2 separate regions of the Homo sapiens genome follow, and region 2 is linked to region 1. A link is an interaction called in ENCODE POLR2A ChIA-PET data of the cell type or tissue named here. Cell type or tissue: IMR-90. All regions are shown on one strand. Each heading gives the region's core, and the rest is flanking DNA. Links, peaks and the distances in the headings are about the cores only. Region 1 overlaps KIRREL1 (kirre like nephrin family adhesion molecule 1). Region 2 overlaps KIRREL1 (kirre like nephrin family adhesion molecule 1).

Region 1 (8,324 bases), core at 325-8,324:
TTGTCACCTCTTTAGGATCATGATGCCAAAATGGCCAAAGTGCCCAGGTCTCCTAACCACCAGCAGTCTAGGACTCTCTCTTTCCACTATGCTCTGAGGACTTGTTATGTTCTCACCTCCCTCCTTGCAAAAACAAAAAACAAAACAACAGGCTGGGCACAGTGGCCCATGCCTGTAATCCCAGAACTTTGGGAGGCCAAGATGAGTGGATCACCTGAGGTAAGGATTTCGAGACCAGCCTGGCCAACATGGTGAAACACCGTCTCTACTAAAAAATACAAAAATTAACCAGGCATGGTGGCGGGCACCTGTAATCTCAGCCACTCAGGAGGCTTAGGCACAAGAATCCCTTGAACCCGGGAGGTGGAGATTACAGTGAGCCGAGATCATGCCACTGCACTCCAGCCTGGGTGACAGAGACTCTGTCTCAAAAAACACCAACCAATCAACCAACCAACCAAACAAACAACAGAAAACCTTCCTTGTACCCAAACTCCCTCATCTCAGCTCCTCTCTCCTTTCTCCCATCCATCTTGGGGGCTCCCCGCAAATTCAGTGATTTCAAGTTAGAAGGAAGGAAAGGAAGAGGGGCAAAACATATCAAATGGAGGCAGAAAAAAAAGGGACAGAGTCAATGTAAATAGGGAAGAAAGAGAGTCACAGATGGACAGAGTCCAAGCCCAAGACAGAAAGCACAACAGAGGCAGAGGCCCAGTGAGACAACAGGGCTGGAGAGAACAGGAAGACTGGCAGATTCAGAGGTATTGCAAGAGTGAGGCTTGGAGAGAGGCTGGGGGCTGAGTGGGTGAGGGGGGGCAAGGGGTGTGCTGAAGCTGGCCTCCTTCCGGTTCTGTGGCACTGCTGCAGGAGAGAGTCCCCTCATTATGCAAATGGCCTCGGGGGTTACCATAGAGGGACATCTGCTCGGTCCCCCAGTGGGTGGCTGCCTGGCTGGCGCAGGGCTTCCAAGAGCTGCAGGGCTTCCAAGAGCCAGCAGCCATCCAGACACAGCAGGACCCCATCCCTCCCACCCCTCACCCCAGTTTTCAGCCTCAAGGCCCATTCCTTCCAGTCCTATTCCCCTGTTCCTGGAGGAGGCCCCCAGGTGAATTTGAGAGGAAGGGTGAGCACTGAGGGAGGAAAGGAGGCAGCTGAGGGAAGAAGGGTTGTGTGAGGCTAGGGTGAGGTGGAAGGAGGGGCACGGGGGCCGTTTGGGGTCTCCGAGGCAGCTGAGAGGAAAGTGGAAGGGAGACGCCCCCTCACCAACAAGCCTGCCAGCCAGGACAGCTGGGAAAGGAGGGCCCGGGTCTCCATCACTCCATACGTCCCTGCTTCTTGTCTCCACAGCCTTGTTTCTAAAAGGCAGAAGGCCCTGTCCCTGAGTGGCCGAGGCACTGGCTGCGGCAGAGAGGATGCTGGGCCTCACACAGCTCACGTCCCGCCAGCACCCCACGTCTCCCACATGCCTGGTTTACTTTCTTCTACCTGGACTTGAGCATTAGGGCAGGGATAAGGCCAGTAACAGAGAGGGAGAAGCTGGGAAATTAAAGAGGGAACTGGAGAGTGGGAGAGACTGCCAGGATACAGAGAGACAGGGCCTCGAAGTACTGAAGGGTATTGGGGTCCTTACTGAGCACGGTGAGTTTGGCCCGCCGAGAGCGCAGGGCGGCCTCCGTGGCCTGGCACTCGTAAGAGGCGTCGTCAGAGAGCTCAGCATCTGTGATCTCCAGGTTGTACTGCCCAGCGTCTGCGGAGCCCACAACCCGGTACCGTGGCCAGGCTGCAGAAACAGAAAGAATGAGGCCCAACCTTGAAACAAGGACACATCCTCAGCCATCCCACACCAGTACTCCTCCCTCTGCCCTCTCCTGGGACACCACTGACAGGTGAGAAGGTGAGGCCCCAGACACAGACACCTGATGCCACGACACCTCACGGCGAGGCTGGGAGCCATACAGCTGGAGGAGCAGACAGGAGGGCAGCTGAAGCAGGGAGGCTAGCAGGAGCAGATGAAATCTCCAAGGCTGTTTGCAGACAAATGCCTCTCATAATAATAGGGGAGAAAGAGGAGAGAAAAAGGCACACAGCAGGGAGCAAAGGAGAGGGGGAGAGAGGGAGAGCGAGTGTGTGGGCGCCAGGAAATATAGGGCATCGCAGCACAGACATGAGCTCATGGGAGCACCTCTGCAGGACTCATAAGGCAGAGGGAAGCCCAAGGCAGGCCCAGGGAGGAAGGATGAGGCAGGGGACCGCTGGCTCCCCAGAGGAGCTCCTAAACCAAAGAGTCCTGGTTTCCTGCAGAAGCAGTGGCTGAGGCAGTGGGCCTTGCCCTCCTTCCTCCAGGCTCCCCCACCCGCTTCTTGCTTCCCAGCCTCCCCTCACATTCCCACCATCAGCTCCTTCCCATGATCTCCCTCTGTCCAGAGGCTATCGATTCTTCTCACTCCATATCTATTGATCTCACTCTCTCTCCCAGTTTCTTTCTCTTTCTATCATCAATAGATCTACCAGACCCATCTCTTTCCCTTATATGGATTGCTCTACACAGACGAATTTCCTCTACCTGTACTAACACATGGAACTCACAGCAAATAATCTCAACTCCCTCAACAATTATAAGAATAAAAATATACAGCCCATCCCCCACACCCATACTTACTTCTTTACAGTGCTTTAAAGCTAAAATATGTTTTTACAAATCTCTTCTCCCATTTGGCTCAAAACTCACAAATGCACTTCTAAGGCAGACCGGCCTGCAACCACTATGCCTGCTTCACACAGTAAATGAAGGTCCAGAGAGGTGAAGTGGCTTTCCTAAGGTCACCCAGCTGGCGGAGGCAGGACTAGAACCCAGGTGTCCACTCTGCCAGGCAGCCTTTCCAAAGGTCTCTTTACTTGCTTTAGAATATAGGAAGTTGGTTTTTTTGTGTTTGACTGACTCATTATGTTTGCTTCAGCACCAGCTACATAGCCAGTGCTTAATAAAGGCTTGTTGAATGAATAAATAAATGAATGCTCAGGCTGATATTAAAATGAGTTTTTGGCCTCTGAGCAGACATCGCCTGGGCAGCGGGGAGGAGAGAGGCTGGAGCCGAGCCAGGCCGGCATGAGACACTTGCGGGACACAGAAGTTGCCTGTGCCCTCTCCTACCCTTGCTGCAGACTCTGGAGTCTCCCAGCACCTCCTGCTAGACAGCTGTCTGCCTGCAGCTCCCCTCACAGGGTCTGTGTCTGCCTGAAACTCTCTTATATAAAGGTCTCTTGGTTTCCCTTGACCTCTCAGGCTTCGTACTGCCTTCCTCAAGTCAGTCCTCAGTGGGAGGAAAGGTAGAGCTGCAGGGTGGGAAAGCTGTAGAAATGGAGCTCAGTAGCAGAGACAGAGGGGAGGCTGTGGCACAGAGGAGGGTGGTGAGGGAACTAAGGGATGGTGAGTCCAGGAATCTATGCTGGAAGTGGGGAATGGCGGAGAAGATGGGACAGTTTGGACGTTGGGTAGCCAGGCACTCACCTTTGAGGCCCTGGCCCATGCCCAGGGCCAGCCCGTCCTTGGTCCATTGCACAATTCCAGAGTAGTTGAGCAGCACACAGGGGAGCACGGCCCGCTGTCCAGCCACCACCGTCTGGTCAGCTGGCTCCTGGCTGAAGCGGGTCTGGGTCCCTGCAAAGCCAAAGCCAGCACTGGGTAAGATGAGTAAGGAGAGGGGCTCCTCTAAGAGGTCCCCCTCACCATGCAGCTGGAAGGAGGGAGAGCCTCCAGTTGGGGATGGGGACTCTCCGGTCCCTGCCCCCCTTCAGCCTCAACCCCTTTGTTTCAAGATGCCACGTCCTTACCCTTTATTCCTTCCTCCCTCTGAGACCCATGGGAATGGATTTCAGGAGCTGAAGTGCTCAGCAATCACAGAAAATAGTGCACTGTTACAGAAGGGCCTTAAAAATGGGTCTAGTCCAACCCTCTCATTTTACAGAGGAGGACCCTGACTTCCAGGGAGGACAGTAACTTACTCAAGGGCAAGTTAATGGCAGAGCTGGGATTAGAACCTGAGCCCCTGCATCCAGGTCCTAGCTGTTCCTCTACTACCCATTGCCCCAGCCCACCCCCACATTAATGACTCCTACTTAGACGCGTGTCATGTGAGCTGATGGGAGTCAATGTGAACCAACACTCATGTGCAACTATGCCAGGTACAATTCCTCCACGAATACATCAGGGTAGATACTATAAAGCCAGCATGTCCACATGTGTGTATAGAAGCTTCCTGGGTGGAAAGTGTATCCAAAACAAAGTAGCTCTGAACCCACTTCTTGGCACATGTGCCCTGCTCTGTGTGTTCATCCTTCGCTCCCAAGTGCAGGGGGGCCTAAGTGTGTACACATGAACACACCTGCACACACCCCGCCTCCTTCACTGTGGGAGCTGAGAGGCCACGTGACTTTGTTCCACTCTCCCTCCGGCTGTGGGAGCTACACATGGCTGCCCGGCTGGCAGCTCGGCCGGGAGCATTTGATTAGAGAACTGCAGAGTAATTGCCTTTAATTGTGGAGCCTAAATGGAGCAGGGAATTGCATTGCGGGTTTTTTCTCCCCCACCACTCCCACCCACTGGCTCCAACCAGCACTGGTCGGCCCCAGTGGTGGGGCAGGCCTAGGCTCCTTGCAGAGCTATGTGAGCTATGGGGCTCAGGTTCCTTTGCCAAGTTGTGGGGAAAGGAGAAGGGGGACAAGGGAGTGACTGAAGGACAGCAAAGGAGAGTTCTGGGACTTCCTTGCCATGCTCCCAACCTGTCATACCAGGTAACTGAAATCGGCTCTCCCCAAAAGTCACGGCCTCCTCCTTCTTCTTTCCCTCCACAGCTCATGAATCTGCAGAGGCCACAATCCCCAAATCTGACCTTTTCCTAACAGAGCTTTCTAAAATTTATCTGCCCCATCATCACTCCTGTGTGTAAGCAAACTTAACTCACCCCTCGCCACTCCAAGATGTCCCTCTAAGCCACCACAGAAGTGGGATCCTAGTCTCATCCCCTTCCTTCCTTTCTCTTCACCAGCCCCATTTCTCCTTTTTTCCTCAAACCTGCTCTACATGTCCCTCTTCCAGGAAGCCCTCCTAGCCCAATTCCTTGGCCTCTTGGGCAAATATAACCGGTCGCGTCACTCGGCCCTGCTGTTATCACTATGTACGGGGTTTCCTCTCTCAAATGATCAGGGGTAATGTCCATGATTTTGTTTGTCACAGGGTAGAGGGCAACTAGTAGGTGAGGACATTTGCCCTATCTGTTCCAGCAGAATGCCAACATCTCCTCTAAGGCAGAGGGCCAAGCTCTCTCCCCCATCTGAATCTCCTGAACATCCGACATCCATCCCCACTGGTTGTTGCACACAAAGGGGTCTGAAAAAGAGGTAGCTGGGGCCTAGAGTGGACTGATAACCAGAATGTGATCTAGCATGAGGCAGACTCTTTACTCTTGATTAAGTGTGCAAATTTAGGTCTTTGGGTCTGCAGGGGCCAGGAAGTTAGAAACAGGCTCCCTCTCCCATACTCCATGAGTGGCTCCTCAAGTCTGCTGACCTGACCTTTCATTCATGTCTTCTAAAGGATAATCCCTTTTGAGTGATCAGGGTGGCAGGTGCTGAGATCCTGGGGGAGGGGTGGGTCAGGTGAGCAGCCAACATTATTAATTCAAGCATTGTCCTCATTATTATTCAAATTTATTCATATCCTTGCGCATTTCTCTAGTGCAGCTATATGCTGCAAACTCTCCACACTCACGTTTCTCCTTCCCATGGCCCCTGGAGCCCAAGTCAAGGGCTTAAGAGTGGGCTTGCTGGTGAGCCCTGGCTCAGAGGTGGAATTTATACGCATGGCTTTCCTGCATGGAGCCTGGACACCCTGGTCTCTCGCTGAAGTCTCTCAAGGACAGTGAGCAGCTGGCTCCTTGTCCACTTGGAATGAAGAAGCAGCTGACCCTGCGGCAAGATGGAGATGGGAAGCACTTGAAGTAAGAATCAGGAAACGGGGGTCTTGTGGAGATGAGGAGTGGTGTGACCTTGGGTGTGTCAATTCCTCATATGGGCCCCCATTTGCTCACCTGTACAATGACAAGCCTGGACTGAGGAACGCCAAATCCCTCTGTGCCCAAATACTAAGAGGACAGGTTTAGGAGACAGACTGTGGTTTATATATTGCCTGTGTGGCTTTCTCACCCAGTGACCTTGGCCAAGTTATTTGCTAAGCTTCATTTTCCTGCCTGGTAAACTGGGGAATGTTAATGTCTATTTCTGGATTGCTGTCAAAGTAAAATGAGATGAGGTGTATGCTATGCGTGGTACAGTCCCTTGCCTGTATGCACTAAATGGCAGCTATGATCATTATTTCTCCTGAACAGTTAGACAATTAGAGGGACAACTGGAAACCTGAATAGGAACATGACAAAGAAGGTGGTATCTGACTTTCTGGCAGTTTTGAAGTTTCCTCTTGATTTAGGCCTGACTGAAGCAATTCAGTCCAGACACAGGGGCATGGAAGTAATAACCTTGCAGAGAGTCCAGAAAGGAGGGGAAGTAAAGACATCTCGGGAATTTAATTGGATGGAAAGGCAGCCTAGACCCTGGGCCTACTAAAGCCACTGGCAATGTTTTCTGGTCCCAAAACAGCCCCTGCAGCCAACATAGAATCCCAAATATAGTTCAGATGCCCCTGGGTTATGCCGACCTGGCTTATGATTACAGGAACGCCCCAAGTCTCCCTTCACCAAGTCCTGTTCTCTCTGATCTGTACCCAGATGCTAGGCCACTTGTCCTGGGTTTTTAGTGGCTTCTTGACACTCAAGGGCAAACCAACACCTCATCCCCCTTTTACATTGTAATGCTACTGGGTCCCCTCTCCCCTTCCTTCCTGCTAACTGATCAGCCATGCCCTGTCCGAGGCCTGCACCTCACTGCTCACTTTCTAGGCTTTCTCCTCTGCTCTCCCACATCCCCCTCGCCACCACATGTCAGAACTGTCCAGAGCCTGTTTCCCTTGCCCTTCCCTTCTCTGCTCCACATTCTCTTTTTCAGGGAGCTTCCCAGGACCGACTCCAAGTTCCACCCAGCATTGTTCCTCCTCTCACTGAGAGGAGGCCTTTGTCACCTCTTCATGCCCTTGCACAGGCCTTTCCCTGGGGTGGACACTGCTCCCCCTGCTCCCTCGGGATTCAAACAGTCACCTCCTCTGGGAAGTCTCCCGTGACTTTCGTGTAGTTCCCTCAAGGTCTTCCTACTCACGTCTCACTTCTGCTGTAGTAGGGCCCACACTGCACTGGCCACCCCATCCCTGCTGTTACCCCAGGGGCAACTCCAGGAGTCTGGACTGTGCCACTTATAGTCAAGCCCATCACCAGGTGCAGGGCCTGCTGCCTGGCACACTACGGGTGTTCCAAATATGTCTGTTGACTGAGGGAGTGAGAGTGAGCAAATCCGAGTCCACAGTCCTGCCTGTGAAACCACCATCCAGAAAAGGAGGCAGAGCATGCCCCTGACCCCAGAAGGCTCACAGACTTCCACCGAGGTAGAGACAGGCTGGGCAGGTGAAGAGGACAGCACCCTCCTCTCAGTGAGAGGAGGAACAATGCTGGGTGGAACTTGGAGTCGGTCCTGGGAAGCTCCCTGAAAAAGAGAATGTGGAGCAGAGAAGGGAAGGGCAAGGGAAACAGGCTCTGGACGGTTCTGACATATGGTGGTGGCGAGGGGGATGTGGGAGAGCAGAGGAGAAAGCCTAGAAAGTGAGCAGTGAGGTGCAGGCCTCGGACAGGGCATGGCTGATCAGTTAGCAGGAAGGGGAGAGGGGACCCAGTAGCATTACAATGTAAAAGGGGGATGAGGTGTTGGTTTGCCCTTGAGTGTCAAGAAGCCACTAAAAACCCAGGACAAGTGGCCTAGCAAGTGTCCTAGGCACACATTTGTGTGCACACCTGCCTCTCAGGTCCTGGTTGCCTGGCCGTCCACCATCCACGCCACAGAGCAGAGCCTGCCCTGGACTGAGGATGACATTTCAATCCCGTCCCTATGCCTGCGCCCCCTTCCAGGAAATAAAACCAGTGCCAAACAGAAACACAAGGAAACTGCTCTATGTGGGGTGGGAAGGTGGCCTCCCGGGGGCCAGGTGGGAGGGGAACCAGGAAGGTCCTGACCACAGACATACAGTGAAAACAGACCATTGCTGGGTCAAATTCTGGCAGCTCCAGTCTGGGGCCAGCCAGTGAGATTCTGCGCGTATGTTTTAAGTGTATTCCCATCTGCTTTGATCTTGCTCCCTCCCTGCCTTCAGACACCATCACAGCTGTGGT
Region 2 (8,324 bases), core at 1-8,000, 64 kb after region 1:
GTAAAACTAATATACTAAATATATGCCATAAGATCCTAAGTGCCTCATCAGAGATGAACTACAAGGTCTAGCTCTGAGCTTCCAAGCAGTCAGTGCAAAGAGGAAAATTTCAAAATTCATGATACAATTTACAGTAACCATAAAAAAATGAACCAGAAGCTTAGGTAAAGTAGCTCTGGAACTTTCTCCTGTGGATCCTCATAAAAGGACACTGTGATGTGTTGAACCATGTCCTGGACAACATTCCTACCATAAATGCAGTAAGGAGTCTCACAGGGCTGTTCCTTAAAGCATTCCTCAGTGAGGGCTGGTGGCACAGCACCAAATGCTCAGTTCAGTAAAAGCAATTCTTTAAGGGGCCAAAACCATTCCATCTTGGTTCCCAACTCTCCAATGGTCTGGCTTAGTCTGAGGATAACATTGAGAGTATCTGCAGGAAGGGACTGGAGGTGGGTGATAACAGCGGGCAGGAGCGAGGGAGTGCTGCAGGTGCAAAACAGGACTCTTCCTACTTAGCTATTTTGGCCCCCAGTTCAGAACTGCATCAGAGATGAGAGGAAGAAAAGGACATCACAGCCCTCTCTGATACTCACAGTTTCTTAGGAGACACTGAAGGTATGGCAGGACTCAAAAGATTATTTCCCTAAGGAGATGGGGTGAGGGGCCAGCCAGCTGTTGTGATGTCTGGGGTAGGAGTAAGGTGACTTTATGAAACTCATTTAAAAAACAAAAGAGTACTTTGGCAATAAAAAAAAATTTCTTCAGAGTACACCTAACCCCCAAAGTATCAGCTTAGCTTGTGGCCATCCTGAGGCTTGGGAAGATTAAGCCTGCTGGAAAAATCCTAAGAAGCATTCAAAGAGGAATTAGTGGTAGCATTAAACACAGTTAAATAGTCCCAGTAAAGCACCGGAAGGAGGAGAACGCACCTCCCCTTCCGAGGAAGACCCCAAGAATCCTAGCAATTCAGAGATCTAGAGGGCCGCAGTTAACACAGAGGTGGGCCTTGCCTGTCGTATCCAAGGAAGGAAAGAAAAGTCCACAACTTAGTTATCCATGTAGCAATTCAGCGTCAAGAAGTTCTTCCATTTATCTGACTAAAACCTCCTTCCCCCCGCCCCCCCCCCCCCATAAAGACTATATTTCTCTTAATAGTGAAGGAGAGAAAGCTCGCCCAGTGTCGGTCTAAGGGACTGGGACCGGAGTAAGCAGGTCAGTCCCTCGCTAAAGGAAAGAAGATTACAGGGAGGGTGGTCGGGTGTTCCCTGGCTGCTGCTTTGAAATCCTTGTGAGTGAGGGGAAGGAGTAAAGGGTGGGAGAAGAAGGCAAGACGGGAAGGAGGCTAGGATCTCAGGCAGAGTCCCGGACAATGGGCAGGAGTATGGAACCTGCGGCCGGTTACTTAATTATCTCTGAATGGTTTTTGTTCCTGGCTTTAAACATTTACCCCTATTGGGTTTTCATGGCTTCACAAGCTCTCTATCTTCTTTTCTTTGCTGTTGCCATGGCAACAACTCCAGGCTTACAACTGCTCTCTGATTTTAAATAAAAGTTGAGGTTTCTCTCTCTCTCTTCCCTCCCCCTCCTCCCTCCTTTTTCTCTCTTACTCTAGTGAGGTCTCTCTCATCTCCCCCTTCCCTTTACCTTCCTCGTTGCCCTCCACTTCCCCCACGTAGCTCTGTTTTTTTATCATCACCTCATTCTCTCATTTCCTCCTTCCACCTGCCTTCTTACTAAGCCCTCTCCCATATCTTTGGGCTTCCAAACTGGTCCTAATCCCCTGGTTGCCATGACAGCAAGAATAGGCCCCTTAGGAGGGATGGGGGCAGAGGTTGAAAAACAAGGGCATCTCTAGGGAAGGTGGGGGATCTGCTGACAGTCCCAGGAGCAGTGTCACCTAAAATCCTCCAGGGACCACCACCTTCCTCTAGCAATTAATGGACAGTAAGCTCCTTAAGTCACCACCCCTACTCCCACCCCCACCCCAGAAAGGACATTTTTGTCTGTGCAGTGGGGAATGGTAGGGGAGGCAGGGAGGTCCGTGGAGACAGCCTAGATGAAGTGGCAGTTTTCTAGTCGGCGGGAGGTGTACACACACCTTGGTTGCGGAGCAAGGGCAGGGGACTAAGGTGGAACTTGTGGCTCTGGTCACTGCTGTGGGGCAGCGAGTCACTTACCCTCTGAGTCTTGGTTTTCATTTGTAACATTCAAGGGTTGGAATAAATCTGTAATTTTCAAACTGTACTCTACGATGCCCTAGGTCCTCTCAGAGCTACTGTGGGGCATGGGGTGGGGTATGCAAGGTGAGAAGAAACGGGGAGCCGTAGGCACCTGAAACCCAAAACAGTTCTGTCTGGCATCACAAGGAGTCTGCTTTTATCTGCTCGGGGTGGAGATGTGGTAGATCGTCCAGGAATCCTCATCACAAACATGGCATGCTTCTAGGGGAAGTCAGGTCCTCCGTCCACTCTGCTTAGTGGACTGCCCAGGTGACTCTCTTTGCCACCTGCCTCCTTCCTTAGCCCTAACCCAGGACAGACAGGTCAGTCGCAGCTTATGTGGAAATTATCTCTGAAATGGGCTAGAAGACAAAATACTTTACTTCATCCTCAACAACATAAACCTCTCTCTCTAAATTTTATGGGGTATGGGATAAAGGGAGAAATGGACAGCAGTGTGGCATTTTAGAAAAAGCTATGGAAGGGGAGTCAGAAGACTTCATTTCCAGTTCTAGCTTTTCCTCTGGTTAGCTCAGTGGTTCTCACTTGGGGCAATTTTACTTCCCAGGTGACATCTGGAAATGTCTGAAGACATTTTAAATTGTCACACCTGGAGACTGGGGTGCTACTGGCTTCCAGTAGGTAGAGGCCAGGAATGAAGCTAAACATCCTCCAATGTACAGGACAGCCCCCACAACAAAGGGTTAGCTGTGTCCAGCTTAAGCAAGTCATTTCCCCATTCTGGGACTCAGTTTCTTTGTTCATAGATTAGTAACTTACACTATCATTTATCTCACATTTGTTGAGTGCCCATGCACTAGGCGGGTAATGGGAGGCTGAGACAAAGAAGGCCCTTGCCCCTATAGACTTTACATTAACTTATATTCACAACTCCCAGTGAGGGGCAAAACAGGACTTATGAATTCCATGTTATAAAGCATTAGGGAAACAGACTTGCACAAGGTCACACAGACAATTGGAAAGGAAGATGGAATGTGAACTCAGGTCCCTGATTACAAATCCAGGACTCTTTTTATTACACCACACCAAAAAAAAGGTTAGTATTTAACAATAAGAGCTAACTTATACCACTGGCTTACAGTGTCTCAGGTACCAAGCCACACATTCTATGCAGGTAATTTAATGCAGTCTTTATCATCATTCCATGAAGCAGATGCCACTGTTCTCCTACAAAGAGGTGAAGTGACTTGCACAAGGTCACACGGGTAGGAGGTGACAGGTCCTTGAATCTGAGCAGTCTGAACTCCAGATCTTGCTCTTTTTTCCAGAAGGTGAAAAGCATCTGGCCTCAGGCATCATTTACGGAGCTCCTCATTTTACTACTGAATAAACCAAGGCCCCAAAAAAGCACATGTCTTGCCCAAGAGAAAGCAGTCCAATAAGACGAGTTGAGATTAAAATCCAGGTCACCTGACTCCTATTCTAAGGTCAACTCTAATCTACCCTCAAGCTCTACATTTTTTAATCTTATTGGGGAAGGGAAGCAGGGGTGGGAGATACACTATGAAAAACAGACCTAAGTCCAAAGGCCCAGGAATCAAAGTTTGAGGGAAAGTGGGAGGGGGAAAGTGGGAGAAACAGCTGGTGGTCATGAGAATGAAGAGAGCTGCCTCCAGATGGAGAAAGAAACTGAGAGCTCAACATTGAGGGGGAAGAGCTGGGGGAGGGAGCTCAGAAAGAAGAAAGATGCTGACCACAGAGGGGACCCGGTCCAGGGAAAGGAGGCTTCTGCGTGTGACTACGTCCTCGTGGCCACTGCCTGGCCTCCTGCTTCTCCTCCAGGCTCCTTCCCCCACTGCTGCCCTCCGGTCCTCCCACCAATCACCTCTCCACAGCTGGCAAGATTTCCTGGTTCCCTCCTTCACCTTAAAACCCACTGTGGCCCAGGGAAGGAGAGAGCCTGGAATCCCCCATCCCATCTCCCAGCCACCTGTGTCCAGGAGCTTCACCCACTGCCAACCAGACCTACCCCTGAGAAAGGGGACAATAAGACCCTCTACTTCCCCTAGGCCTCAGCGAAATGCCTCCAACCCCTCCCACAGGGCAGCCTTGAGAGAATCCTGAAGTGCCCAATAGAGCACAGCACAGAGGAGGCACCAGCCGCTAGGCTTCTCCCAGCTTCCGGTTCCTTCTAGAGTCTCTTCAAGGCTGGGCTCAGCTCTTCAGCCCATTTTACAGATGAGGAAGAGGCCTTGGGGCTTCTCCGAGGGTCCAACCCTCACGCAGGGGACCAAGGCATAATTATGAAAGAGGCTTTGGTTTGTCGTTTGTTAGTTTTGCTTTTAACAAAACATAATCCAGGGCCTTGGGGAACTTGCAATCCGGTTGGAAAACTGAAAGGTCAGTGCTTGAAAACCGAGTGTAAAGTGAGATAAAAAGAGAGGGTTAGTCAGGATGGGCTCTCCGGAGGCGGTAAACCATCTGCAGTCAGACACAGGAGGTCATGAGGGCCTGGGCTGAGAAGAGTGAGCAGCTTGCATAGGAAGGCTGTCGGTCTTTGCAGACAATCTGAGATTCCAGCCCGCTCCAAGTAGAGGGCCCTGGTTTTCATTTTTTCCCTGCCCCCACAGCTCAGCTCTGGTCAGCCTCTGAGATGATTAAAACCAAAAGAATTTTAAATGTCTGGAATTCACTTTTCACCACTGATGCCATTGGCTTATTTTCTCTCTCTCTCTCCTCCCTTCCCTTCTTATAATTTCTCCTCTTGGGAGAGCTATCTGTTTGCTTTACTCCTTTCTTCTGGCCCAGTTTGCTCTGAAATGATTCCCAGTACACACCAGTTAACTTTGTTTTCATTTAGGAGAGGAGGAGAAAGGGGGTTGGGTGTCTCAGGCAAAGGGGAGGGAGGAGGGAAGGGTGGAGGGCCCTTGATCTTGCTGGCAAAAGTTCCCAGAAAAAGAGAAGAAATAGCTTTCAGGGAAAGAAATCTGCCGAATGTTTATGTTCCCACAAGATTCAGCAAAACCTTTTCATAGACCAAAGCTAAAGTTCAGGGCAAAGCCAGAGCATGTTTCTTCGGGGAGAAACTCTTATCAACATGCATACACAAGCACCCACACCGTTGGTCCAGGTCCCCACCTTCCAGGGCAGGCTGGGACATTCTCAGGACAGTGTGTGTGTGTGTGTGTGTGTGTGTGTGTGTGTGTGTGTGTGTGTGTGTGTGTGTGTGTGTGTATGCATGTGTGTGACATTCTCAGGACTGTGTGGGGTGTGTGTGTGTGTGTGTGTGTGTGTGTGTGTGTGTTTATGGTGGGGACTCCTGCTCTCCTTACCCCAAGTTCAGACCAGATCTGAAGATGCATGAAATGTTTGCTTCCACCCTGGTTCCTGAGCAAACGCTGCTCCTGGGATACCCCTGCTCTGGCCCTCTGAAATCAGTACCTCTGGCCTTGGCTTATAAACCAAATCAGAGAGATCCAGGGCCTCATTTGGGAAGAGCCAGTCCTTTTCATGAACTCTTACCGGATAGGAAGGAGTTGGAAAACTGTGCAGCCAGAAAGAATCTTGGAAATTAACCTTCTCATTTTATGATAAGAAAATAGGCCCAGGTCACTGAGTAAGGTCTCTCCAGTAGAGGCACAAATGGGGCTAAAATCCACATCTAGACCTGCAATCCAGTGCTCTTTCCATACTGCCTCCTGAATATAGATGTTCCTATTGTAATGCCCAGGAAACCAGAAGCTGAGTCAGAAGTTGCAAGCCATGTGATATGTTTAACCCTTTTATGTTTAACTCGCTATGTTTAACCCTTTGGCACACAGGCTTGAGGTGGGCAATCTGAGGTCTGGCAGGCGGCAGAGGCAAGATCAGCCTTGCTTGGAGCTGGGTGCCAATGAGCTTTCAGCCAGAAGCAGCCCCAGCTTGAACAGGCAATTTATTTGTGGAAAGAAGAATTATACCAGAACAGGCTGCCATGACTTTTCTCAATAGCACACCCTAGAAGCAGCACAAGGTAGAAATTGTGTGCCTTCCCTCCTTTTTCGAGGAAGTAGAACAAAAGGACCCTCCCTCCCTCACAAACTTGTTAAGAAACTAACTTGCTTTATGTGCTGTCTGCTAAGCCAGGTGCTTTCATGTATGGTGGTAATAATAATGGTAGTAGTAACAACAGCCACCATTTGTTAAGCACCTATCATGGGTCAGAGGCTCTGTTTTGCATATACTGTCACCAGTCTTTTCAAGATTCCCATTTACCAATGAAGAAATTGAGACTCAAAGTTTATATTCCAGGATCTCACTGCTAGTTAATGGCAAAGAAGTAGGATCCACCTCATTTAATTCTAAAAACCAGGCACACTGGACTAGGGTCATGAAAGAAAATTCAATATGTCCAGGGAAAGAAGGACTTTTCCATGTCCCCCATCCGCTTCTCGGGGACCTGAAGAAGCTTGGGGCACAAAGAACTGCTGAGGAACAGGAACGAGGGACAGACACGAGACACACTAGAGATTAGGGTCCCCTGGTCCAACTGTGTGTCCAACTCACGGGCAAAGGTTTCTGTCTCTTGGGCCTCTCAATTCATCATCTGGACGGGTGTCCTTTCTGTTTATCTCTGGGATGAAAGCCCAAGGAAAGCCCCGAGGTGACAGCAGAGCTGACCATCTGCTGGGTCCAGAGGGGAGGGCCCAGCAGGAATGGTGTCCCCTCCCTCCCTTTTTCCATTACATCCTGTCCTGTGCTGACCCCATGGAGACAGGGCCATTGGGTGGTACGAACATGACCTTTACAACTAACCAGACAGACCTGGATTTAATTTGTTGTGACTCGAACAAATGACAGGCGCTCTCTGAGCCATGGTTTTCTTCATCTCTAAAACGGGCATGATGAGCACACTGTGAAACACCTGGCGCAGCTCCCACATGGTGCTGAGTAAAGGTGAGCCCTTTCTCTCTTCATCTGATCCTACTACTGAGTGATCATTCCCTGGTCATTTCCAGGGGCTCAAGCCTCAGGAGAGGTGTCCTGCTCCCCACAAACAGAAAAGTTCCCAGGCCAGGGTCCAGGTCCTGTTGTGATGGTGGCCCTGCCCTTCCTTTCCCTATCACAGCGATTCTCGACTTCCCAGCACACGGTTGACTGAACCTCACTGGGGACTATCTCCTGCTCTTCACTAAGCTTTCTGGCCACCAACCTATACACATCTCCTGCTGTACCCCTAGGGCAGGCCAGGGGAGCTCCGGGGATAAAGCCTGTGCCAGCAGCCAGCACTGTGGACCAGGTGAGGCCTCCCCAAGGGGCACAGCCTCCTGCCTTCTGGCAGAGACCCCTGGGGCCTGCTGGGCAGCCCAGGGGTTCTGGCTCCCAGGCTGCCTTACCACCCCAAGTGTCCCTTTCTTCTCACTGCGCCCCGCCCCCTTCCTCCAACATGTCTCTTCCCACTCTCCCCTTCTCTCCCTCTTCCTCCCCACCCCCCTCGCTGCCGGCTAGGAGCAGGAGGTTATGAAAATGAGCTGCGTGCCCAGGAGACTGTAATTATCTGCTAAGTGTGAAAGCCAGAATGATTAATTAAGAGATAATAAAAAGAAAAGGAGGGCGAGAGGGGGGCCTCCCGGCTTTGCTTTGATGATAGAACCTGAGGTGAGCCAAGCAATTAGGGGAATCTTTATCGAGAGTTAGCTATAATCCACAAATTATCAAGCTCCAAATGCTTCAGGAGCAGGGCGCACTTCACTCCTGCAGAGTGACAGACCAACAGACAGGGAAGGACAGCAGGAGCGGGGAGCATCCGGCTCGGGGGCAGAGAGAAGCGAGGGCACAGGGGCTGCTGGTGGATGGCCAGCTGCAGGGCTAGCTGCACTTCCAGGACTCCGGGCCATAGTTGTCCTACCCTCCTACCCTTAAAGGGTGCACTATCCTCAAGCAAACCCAGGCTGCCCACAAGCAGGCTCCAAGCTGAAGCCCGGTTTAACTCCAGGACAGGCTGCCCATGCTGCACTCTCCCCCCAGACACACGAGCTCTTCTTCTTCAGAGGGCTTACATTCCACCCCAGTCCTCTCCTGAGGTGTCGGGGGGCTCTGCCTGTGTGTGTGCAAAGCATGTCACCTGGCCAGTGTGAATGCTGCAGGGACCACATTTGACAAAGC

Evidence for each region. Peaks named below come from ENCODE experiments on the same cell type or tissue, not always from the same donor. Only the 100,000 strongest peaks of a DNase experiment are listed, where the experiment ranks them.
Region 2: POLR2A ChIA-PET joins it to region 1 with 5 read pairs; 3 of 35 experiments call an interaction of 5 or more read pairs at or near these places.

What each region holds. Positions count from the first base shown.
Region 1 is chr1:158,071,447-158,079,770 of GRCh38, reverse strand. KIRREL1 (kirre like nephrin family adhesion molecule 1) reads right to left here. Exons shown (of 15, transcript NM_018240.7): 2 at 3,509-3,658; 3 at 1,631-1,780. Among named protein-coding and RNA genes, the nearest start is that of KIRREL1-IT1, 50 kb to the right of the region's middle. In IMR-90, for the core only: no CTCF peak of the experiment used is centred there; no DNase peak of the experiment used is centred there.
Region 2 is chr1:158,007,487-158,015,810 of GRCh38, reverse strand. All of the region lies in intron 1 of KIRREL1 (kirre like nephrin family adhesion molecule 1), which reads right to left. Among named protein-coding and RNA genes, the nearest start is that of KIRREL1-IT1, 14 kb to the left of the region's middle. In IMR-90, for the core only: no CTCF peak of the experiment used is centred there; DNase peaks (open chromatin) are centred at 3,940, 4,890 and 5,920; H3K4me3 peaks cover 1,018 bases; H3K27ac peaks cover 7,226 bases.